2 separate regions of the Mus musculus genome follow, and region 2 is linked to region 1. A link is a loop called in an ENCODE intact Hi-C map of the cell type or tissue named here. Cell type or tissue: heart. All regions are shown on one strand.

Region 1 (4,000 bases):
AGTGCACATGCTCAGGCAAACCTAGCCACAAATGCAAAGGCCCAGTTATGCACTCACAGTAACAGAAACATATAAACCCACACTTGTAAATCTGCAAACATCAGCAGGCAGGTACTCACCAGCAATAGGAAGAACCTTTAGTAACAGACACAGAACAAGCATTACACACACTCAAGAATCCAACATGGTGCACATAATCCCGGCGCTTGAGAGGTATAAGCAGAAAGATCAAGACTTCAAGGTTGACCTTGATTTCACAGAGAGATGCAGGCCAGCCTGGGCTACATGAGACTGTCTTAATAAAGAAGAAAATAAACTAACATGCCCAGACTAGTACAAAAGATTCTCACATAGGCAAACATTCAGATTGTTGAGGAAAGATGGACCAGAACACCTCGAACCACAGATGGACAAAGATCCGAGTCTTCACTTTTTCCTAGTCTGTGACTACTACCATTTCAAGAACCCTATGCGGCGCCCGGTCGCCCCCCGGTGGTGGTTCCTGAGAACTGGGTACAGTTCAATCCGGGCCACAAAGTTTTTTTTTTTTTTTTTTCTTTCAAAAAACAAATCATTGTGGTCAGCTGGGAGGAGAGAGGAAGTCCGACGTGGGCGAGGGGCGGGGTGTCTGGACTGGAACCTCGGGCCCACGTGAGTGTCTGTCCCGCTGCTGAGTGGGTGCTGTGTGTCTAGGTTGCTGTGGTGTGAGCTTGTAGCGTGAACTGTCTTAGCTGAGCTTTGTCGCACGATGCTGCATGCTTGTGCCACACCTACACTGCCGTTTGAAGTCTTATCCTGAATTGATGCTTTTGGCCTGTCACGCCTATTCATTTATTGTGGGATGTTTGCGTGTGTCTAATAGAGAGTGTTTGTGGCTTTTGTTGGGAGTTAAGGCTATAGATGTCGGTGCACATTTGCGTTGTGCGTCTCGGTGTTATTTCACTAAGTTTTTGTCTTCTGAGCAAAGGGCGACAGGTGTATGGATTAACACAACCTGTCGTAATTACGGATTCTCGTGTGCGAATTGGTCAGAGTAGACACAGCAAGATTGAGGTTGAGCAACAACGGTTTAATGGATTCGAGATGGAAAGCCGCGAACTTCTGCAGCTATGCCCAGAGCGGGAAGGCTCTATGGTTGCGTGCAGAGTGGCTTGTCTAGCAACCATAGAGAAAGCGCCCTGGGAGGTTGTGCATCAAAGGGAGGGGTGCGATTTACCACACAACTTTTCTCCCGTTGTTAGCCTAGCCCCTGCTTTCAACCCTTCAGCGCTCTCCAGGACCAATTTTGTTGTTGTTGTTTCTCATAAAGGCAACTGGGTTTCTAACAAACGATGAGTAACAGATCCACTTGATTTTCATTCCGTATTATACCCTGCTGTACGGAGAACTTTGAGAGGCAAGCCTCTCAAGAATGGCCAATCTAGTTCGCTTTTTCTAAAGCGCTCAAGCTCTGGCAGTGGTGAAATATAACAGTAACTGCGATTGGCGAACAGGTTGTTTTGAAACCGCCCTAACGGCAAGGGGCGGGGCCTCGGTGAATTAATCTCCTTCCGGTTCCCGAAAGGCAACAGGAAAGACGAGGGTTGGCCGGCCTCTTCCCGCCGCATTTGATTGGTTGTGGTGGTTTTACCCGCTTGGCCTCCGCGAGGGGGCGTGAGATGAAGACCAGTTAGAATGTGTTTTACAGAGAGTCTGAGGGAAGCACGGCGCGGAGAGACTGGGCGGTTGTTCTGAGATCTGGCTGCTAATGGCTCCAAGTCGTTACTCCCTTTCCTTCATTTGACTGTACCGCAGCGGGCGCGCGAGCGCTACCCAATCAGCGCTTGCTCCGCCTCTCGCCTTTTCCCGCCCTCCACTCTGGCCGCGACTTCAACGTAGGCTAACGCTTCCTCTTAGGCAGCTCCTGAGCCCTCTAGTACCGTTCTTTTGAAAGCCACACTGTGATTGGCTTGGTTCCCGGGCCCGCGCCCGTTGCCCCATGCGCTGACCAATTGAGACTCGTTTTACATCGTACGGTCCGGGCAAGGGGGAGGAGGCGGCGGCGGCCATCTTGAGCCGCCGCCGCCATTGGAGTGGCCCCCCCTTTTCCCCCTTCGCCTCCTGACAGGCAAGGTTTAGGGGGGACAGAGCCCTGGGAGGCCGGGCCAGGCTCGGGGGCCGCCCCGGGGGCCCGGGCCATGGATGTGCGTCGCCTGAAGGTGAACGAACTTCGCGAGGAGCTGCAGCGCCGCGGCCTGGACACTCGCGGCCTGAAGGCCGAGCTTGCTGAGCGGCTGCTGGCGGCGCTAGAGGCCGAGGAGCCCGAAGACGAACGGGAGCTCGAGGCTGACGACGATCCGGGGTTACCTGGGCACAACAACGAGGAGGTCGAGACCGAGGGGGGCTCCGAGCTGGAGGGGACCGCGCAGCCACCGCCGCCCGGGCTGCAGCCGCACCCGGAGCCCGGCGGCTACTCGGGGCCGGACGGACATTGTGAGAGTGCGCGGGGCGGGGGACCGGGGAGCCTGGAGTCCGGGCCGAGGACGGGCTGTGGGACGCGGGAGCTCGACTCCACAGAGATCCAGGAGATGGTCTGAGGAGCCAGGGATCCTGCCACCTGCCGTTGTAAAGGATCTGCGGCCAGGGCCTCGGGGCAGCCTGAGGGCGGATCCTGGCCTTCGGTGCAAGGAAAACCGTGTGGAGGGGGATGGATTTTATTTTAAGGCGACCAGGGTCCTAGCGGGCGGGCGGGGAGGATTTTATATCCTGGGATTCGGAGACTGGAAACTGCTTTGGGGTTCTGTTTTGTGGCTTTGAGTTGGAAAAAGTCGGAAGAACTAGACGTTTTAGGGAAAGGGGTGTCGGGGGGCGGCGTCTTGGAAAATGAGAGATTCTAGCCGAGCGGTGAGCTGACAGCTTGGGGTAGCCATGCTAGTCCACCGTTTGGGCTGAGTCTCAAAAGCTGGATTTTCAGGTAGCGGAAGAATGGCCTAGGGTGCAGGTCAGGGAGAATTTTAAGGGTAGAAGATCTTTGATTTTCTTCACGGATGGGATAAGATCTGCTTAGTGCTGGGGGTGGACTGGCACTTTGGACCTACGGGTGTCCAAGGCTGGGAAGAGTCTCCCAAAACATGGACTGAACTCTCCAGTGTGTGCCAGGTGGCCTTTTAGGAGGTAATGAAAGACCAGCAGATTTGGAAACCCCTATCCCCAACTCCTACATTTCCTCGAGGTTACAGGGTCAACCTTGAGGGCAGGTACAACTTGTATGTTTGGTACTGGGAGGTCTAGGCTATCTAGTTGGCTTCCAGAGGAGATTTGGGATCTAAATGGTGACAAGAAAGGACAGAATCTTCTCATGGACAAAGAAACTAGAGGGCCTAGAATTGGAAGGACTCAGGTTAGTACTCTGTGGTTTCTGCTGAGTGGCCTTGCATTCTTAACTATGGGTAGTTTTTGAAACAGGAGTTGTGGGGAATGAGTTGGTAACTCTGGTGGGACCCTTGTGTGTGCCAGGGATCATGTGGCTAGTCTAGCAGGTGTGGGGGAGGGAAGTGTGGAGGGTATGAAAAAGAAAGAAAACCTGTTGCTTTGGCTGGGGGCCTCATGATGAAGCAGAGGGAGTATTCCTTTCCAAGAGAGGGCTCCTGAGTCCCCAGAAATAGTTACTTGTATGCTCAGGGAGATGGGGTGCTCAGGGAATATGGGGGAACTTGATCTGCCCAAAGTGTCTCTAGTTAGGATTGGCATCAAAGAGCAGTCCTTTGAGTAAAGGAGACCCTGGTATGAGAGGGAATTTGGAACCAGACACAGTGGTGTCCAAGACTTAGAGTGTTTTTCTGAGAAGGCACTGTGGAGTTTGGGACTAAACAGTAAAAAGAGAGAAAAAATGAGTCCTCAAAAGAGTCTTGGGATTGGCATTGCTACTCAATTGTTCATAAGAAGTTGGATCCTGTAGAGGGGCCACCCTAGATGTAGAGTGTTAGGGATTACCCTGTGCTGGCAAGTCTTCCATGGACAA
Region 2 (4,000 bases), 94 kb before region 1:
GGGCATCATCCTGAGTGAGGTAACCCAATCACAAAAGAACTCACATGATATGTACTCACTGATAAGTGGATATTAGCCCAGATACTTAGAATACCCAAGATATAAGATACAATTTGGGAAACTCATGAAACTTAAGAAGAACGAAGACCAAAGTGTGGACACTTTGCCCCTTCTTAGAATTGGGAACAAAACACCCATGGAAGGAGTTACAGAGACAAAGTTTGGAGCTGAGACAAAAGGATGGACCATCTAGAGACTGCTATATCCGGGGATCCATCCCATAATCAGCCTCCAAACGCTGACACCATTGCATACACTAGCAAGATTTTGCTGAAAGGACCCTGATATAGCAGTCTCTTGTGAGACTATGCCGAGGCCTAGCAAACACAGAAGTGGATGCTCACAGTTAGCTATTGGATGGATCACAGGGCCCCCAATGGAGGAGCTAGAGAAAATACCCAAGGAGTTAAAGGGATCTGCAACCCTATAGGTGGAACAACATTATGAACTAAACAGTACCCCCTGAAGCTTGTGTCTTTAGCTGCATATGTAGGAGAAGATGGCCTAGTCGGCCATCAGTGGAAAGAGAGGCCCATTGTTTGCACAAACTTTATATGCCTCAGTACAGGGGAACGCCAGGGCCAAGAAGTGGGAGTGGGTGGGTAGGGGAGTGTGGGGGAGGGTATGAGGGACTTTTGGGATAGCACTGGAAATGTAAACGAAGAAAATACCTAAAAAAATTTTTTTAAAAAAGAAGTTGTACAGCAAGAAGGAATACCCATACATTTCAGACTCCAGTCTTCTATAAATTCCATCATTGCCTGTGCCTATTGTTTAATAATAAAATAAAATGAAATACAGAGCCTGATGCTTGACTATTCAGGGCAGAAGCTATGAAACAGTAACTGCATTTGCTAAAATATCCTGAGGCTTCAAGAGCTTCAAAACTGGCTTTCAGCATTCCCACTGATGTCTGCTTAGGATAAATTAGCAAGAAGCTTACATAATAAAAACGTGCCACAAAATTGTAAATTTTGAATTTAATCTCAGGAGACTGGGAGGAATTATCAATATGGAGACTGCCCATGGACCTTAGAAATGCTACTATATTAGTCACGTCTTCTCCCTTAGGTAAGCTGTTTAAAGGAAGAACTTTTTATTTCAGTTCAGTTTCAGCCTTTAGGTTGCCATGAATCGGGGCATAAATGGAGAGCAGGCATGGCAGGGCAAAGCTACTCATCTCATGATGGTCAGAAAACAGAGAAAGAAGAGGACACCAAAAAGACACAGCTTTCAAAACACACCCTGACCTAAGTCTCCAATAGGTCCCACCTGTTGCCTACCATCACGTCCTAATAATGACATTAGAACTGAGACCATCAATGGATTAATCTACTAAGTAGGTCACAACCTTCATGATCCCATCCCTTTCCCAAAACTCAGTTCTGAGCATTGCATCGACACAAAGCTGTCCATACATGATTATGGGGAGGAAACATTATACCCAAACCATACTGATCATGTAGGACAGATTTTCACTGTGTATCCTAAAGTTTTTTAAAATTTAATAAAAGTCGATATCAAACATTAAAAAAAAAAAAAGTGCCCTTTCCTACTCTGCTGTTCAGAGTCAATTCTTTTTTTTTCCCCTTCCCCCCTCCCCTTTTTTTTAAAATTTCATTTTTGGCTTTTCTTGACATTTTGGCTTTTCTGTGTGGACCTGGCTATCCTGGAACTCACTCCGTAGACCAGGCTAGCCTCGAACTCACAGAAATCCACCTACCCCTGTCTCCCGAGTACTCGGATTAAAGGCATGTGCCACCAGCGCCTGGTCAGTTTCTTGAATCAATCAGCCAGTTTCACCACACTGTACTGTATCGGAGCTTCGCATTGATTTAAGCAGCTGCATCGACTGCCTGAGCCTCCGTCTATCTTGAAAGGGAGAATCTAAAGCACATTCTCCTCGGGACTTCTTTTAAAAGATCTGTTTTCTTTTTAATTATTTGTATGCACGGGGAACTGTGCAAATGAGTGTGGGTGCCCATAGAGCCAGGAAGGCATGGAGCCTGGAGGGGTTGTTACAGGCAGTTGTGAGTACCCTTGTGTGGGTGCTCGGCACTAAACTCAGTCCTCTGCAAAAGCAGTATGCATTCTTAACACCCGAACCACCTCTCCACCCCTCCTCGGGACTTTTGAGAATTGAGTGAGAGGTGTAGTTCTCTCCCCTTAGTCGTCCTCTCACAGACGCGAATTTTACTCTCTCCCAGTCATCTACGAACTAACAGCGCCACCTGGTGGTGTGGAGGCTCTTATCTTTGGCGGGGTTACAGGGAACTAGACTTAAAAAGGAGTATACAGAGAAGGTTTCTCACTGGAAGAGAGAGACCTGAGGAATATTTAGTCTTGTCTGTGGGTGTCATGGATTTTCAAAAAACGTGGTTCTGTCTGAGCACCGTTATATCTGTGGAACGCTATATGTAAAAGGACAGGGAAGGTCTGGGGTTACTGGAATCTAGCCTGAAGTCAGAAAGTATTCAGTCTCTCTGGGCAGTATCAAGGATTGGTCTAGCCCCTACTTGGGTACCTGTGTAGTTGGGATGATGTTTAGGAATGTAAATGGATGAAAATATTCAACTTGCTGCTTTACAGACAAGAGCCTAAATTAATCTAGTTTTTTTTTTTTTCGTTTGTGTGTTTGGTTGGTTTGGTTTGGGGTTTTTTGTTCATTTTGTTTTTTATTTTTTGTGGTTTGTGGGGGTTGTTTTCTTTTTCTGTTTTGTTTTGGTTTTTTTTGTTGTTGTTGTTGTTTTTGCTTTTCAAGACAGGGTCTCTCTGTAGAGCCTTGGCTGTCCTGAAACTTGCTAGGTAGATTAGGGTGGCCTCAAACTCATAGAGATCTGCCTGCCTCTGCCTCCCTAGCCCTGGTATTAAAGGCATGTGCCACCACCACCACCACCCAGCTTTTGAATCTACCTTTAAAAAAAAATAAAAGTCCTCAGTAAATATATAGCAATAACATAATGTTATTCTGAATACTATATATAAATGTAAAATGAGCATAGATATAGATAGTTACAAATACAAGCAAATTATATAGATGATATCTGTAACATACGAATAATCTAGGTATATATGAGAGATAAGAGATTGTAAAGACATAAATGGCATATCGATTATTCAGATAGACAGATAGCAGGCTGGCAGAATGGGCCAAGTGCTCACCTAGCATCCACTAACTGAGTTTAATTCCCAGCTCCGCACAACTGAGCATTAACTGAGCGTGGTGGCACACACCTGTAACGGCAACACTTGGGAAGTGAAGGCAAGAGGACCAGGAGGTCACGGTTATCCTTGGAGTGTGTGTGTCTGTGCTTGTAGGTGTGTGTATGTGAGTATGTGTGAGAGTGTGTCTGTGTGTGTGAGTGTGCCTAGGTGTGTGTGTCTGAGTGGGTGAGTGGGTGAGTGGGTGCGAGTGTGCCTCTGTGTGTGTGTGTGTGTGTGTGTGTGTGTGTGTGTGTGTGTGTGTGTGTGTAAAATACACATGATAGGGATGTGAAATAGATATAGATCTTACTGGCATGGTGAAGTATGCATGTGATTCCAACATTTGGAATTTTTGCAGTTTCAAAACCTCACCTCAAGAAAAAGAAAATTTAGGTCAAGCATGACACCACATGGCTTTTAATCTCAGCACTCAGTAAACAGAGACAGGAGGATTGCCACAAATGGGAGCCAGTCTGGTGTAAGTTAAAGGCCAGCCAGAATAACAAGGAGATCCGTCCTTTAAAAAAAGAAAAAAAAAATAGATGCAGATAACACAGAGAAGACAAATGCCACCCCATATGATGTAGATATCTTAGAGAACCAAAGTCTTTCTGGATGTGGTGGTTCTATTGTATCAGCACGGGGGAGCTAAAGCAAGAGGATGGTCACTCCCTAGACTACATAGTGCAACTTGCAAAAAGGACTAAACCTGCAGATTAGGGAACCTGGTGTACAG

Evidence for each region. Peaks named below come from ENCODE experiments on the same cell type or tissue, not always from the same donor. Only the 100,000 strongest peaks of a DNase experiment are listed, where the experiment ranks them.
Region 2: a loop joins it to region 1, with 2.4 times the contacts of the local background. A loop is called at or near these places in 6 of 42 quality-filtered maps.

Annotation. Positions count from the first base shown.
Region 1 is chr7:25,752,813-25,756,812 of GRCm38, reverse strand. Hnrnpul1 (heterogeneous nuclear ribonucleoprotein U-like 1) reads left to right here and starts at 2,054. Exons shown (of 15, transcript NM_144922.3): 1 at 2,054-2,472. The coding sequence starts at 2,178. Axl (AXL receptor tyrosine kinase) reads left to right here. Exons shown (of 20, transcript NM_009465.4): 20 at 1-313. In heart, CTCF peaks have their summits at 1,648 and 2,261; DNase peaks (open chromatin) are centred at 622, 1,672, 1,712 and 3,508; H3K4me3 peaks cover 3,662 bases; H3K27ac peaks cover 3,534 bases.
Region 2 is chr7:25,846,459-25,850,458 of GRCm38, reverse strand. No RefSeq gene overlaps it. Among named protein-coding and RNA genes, the nearest start is that of Gm46015, 10 kb to the right of the region's middle. In heart, a CTCF peak has its summit at 2,286 (motif pointing left); a DNase peak (open chromatin) is centred at 2,288; H3K4me3 peaks cover 761 bases; H3K27ac peaks cover 659 bases.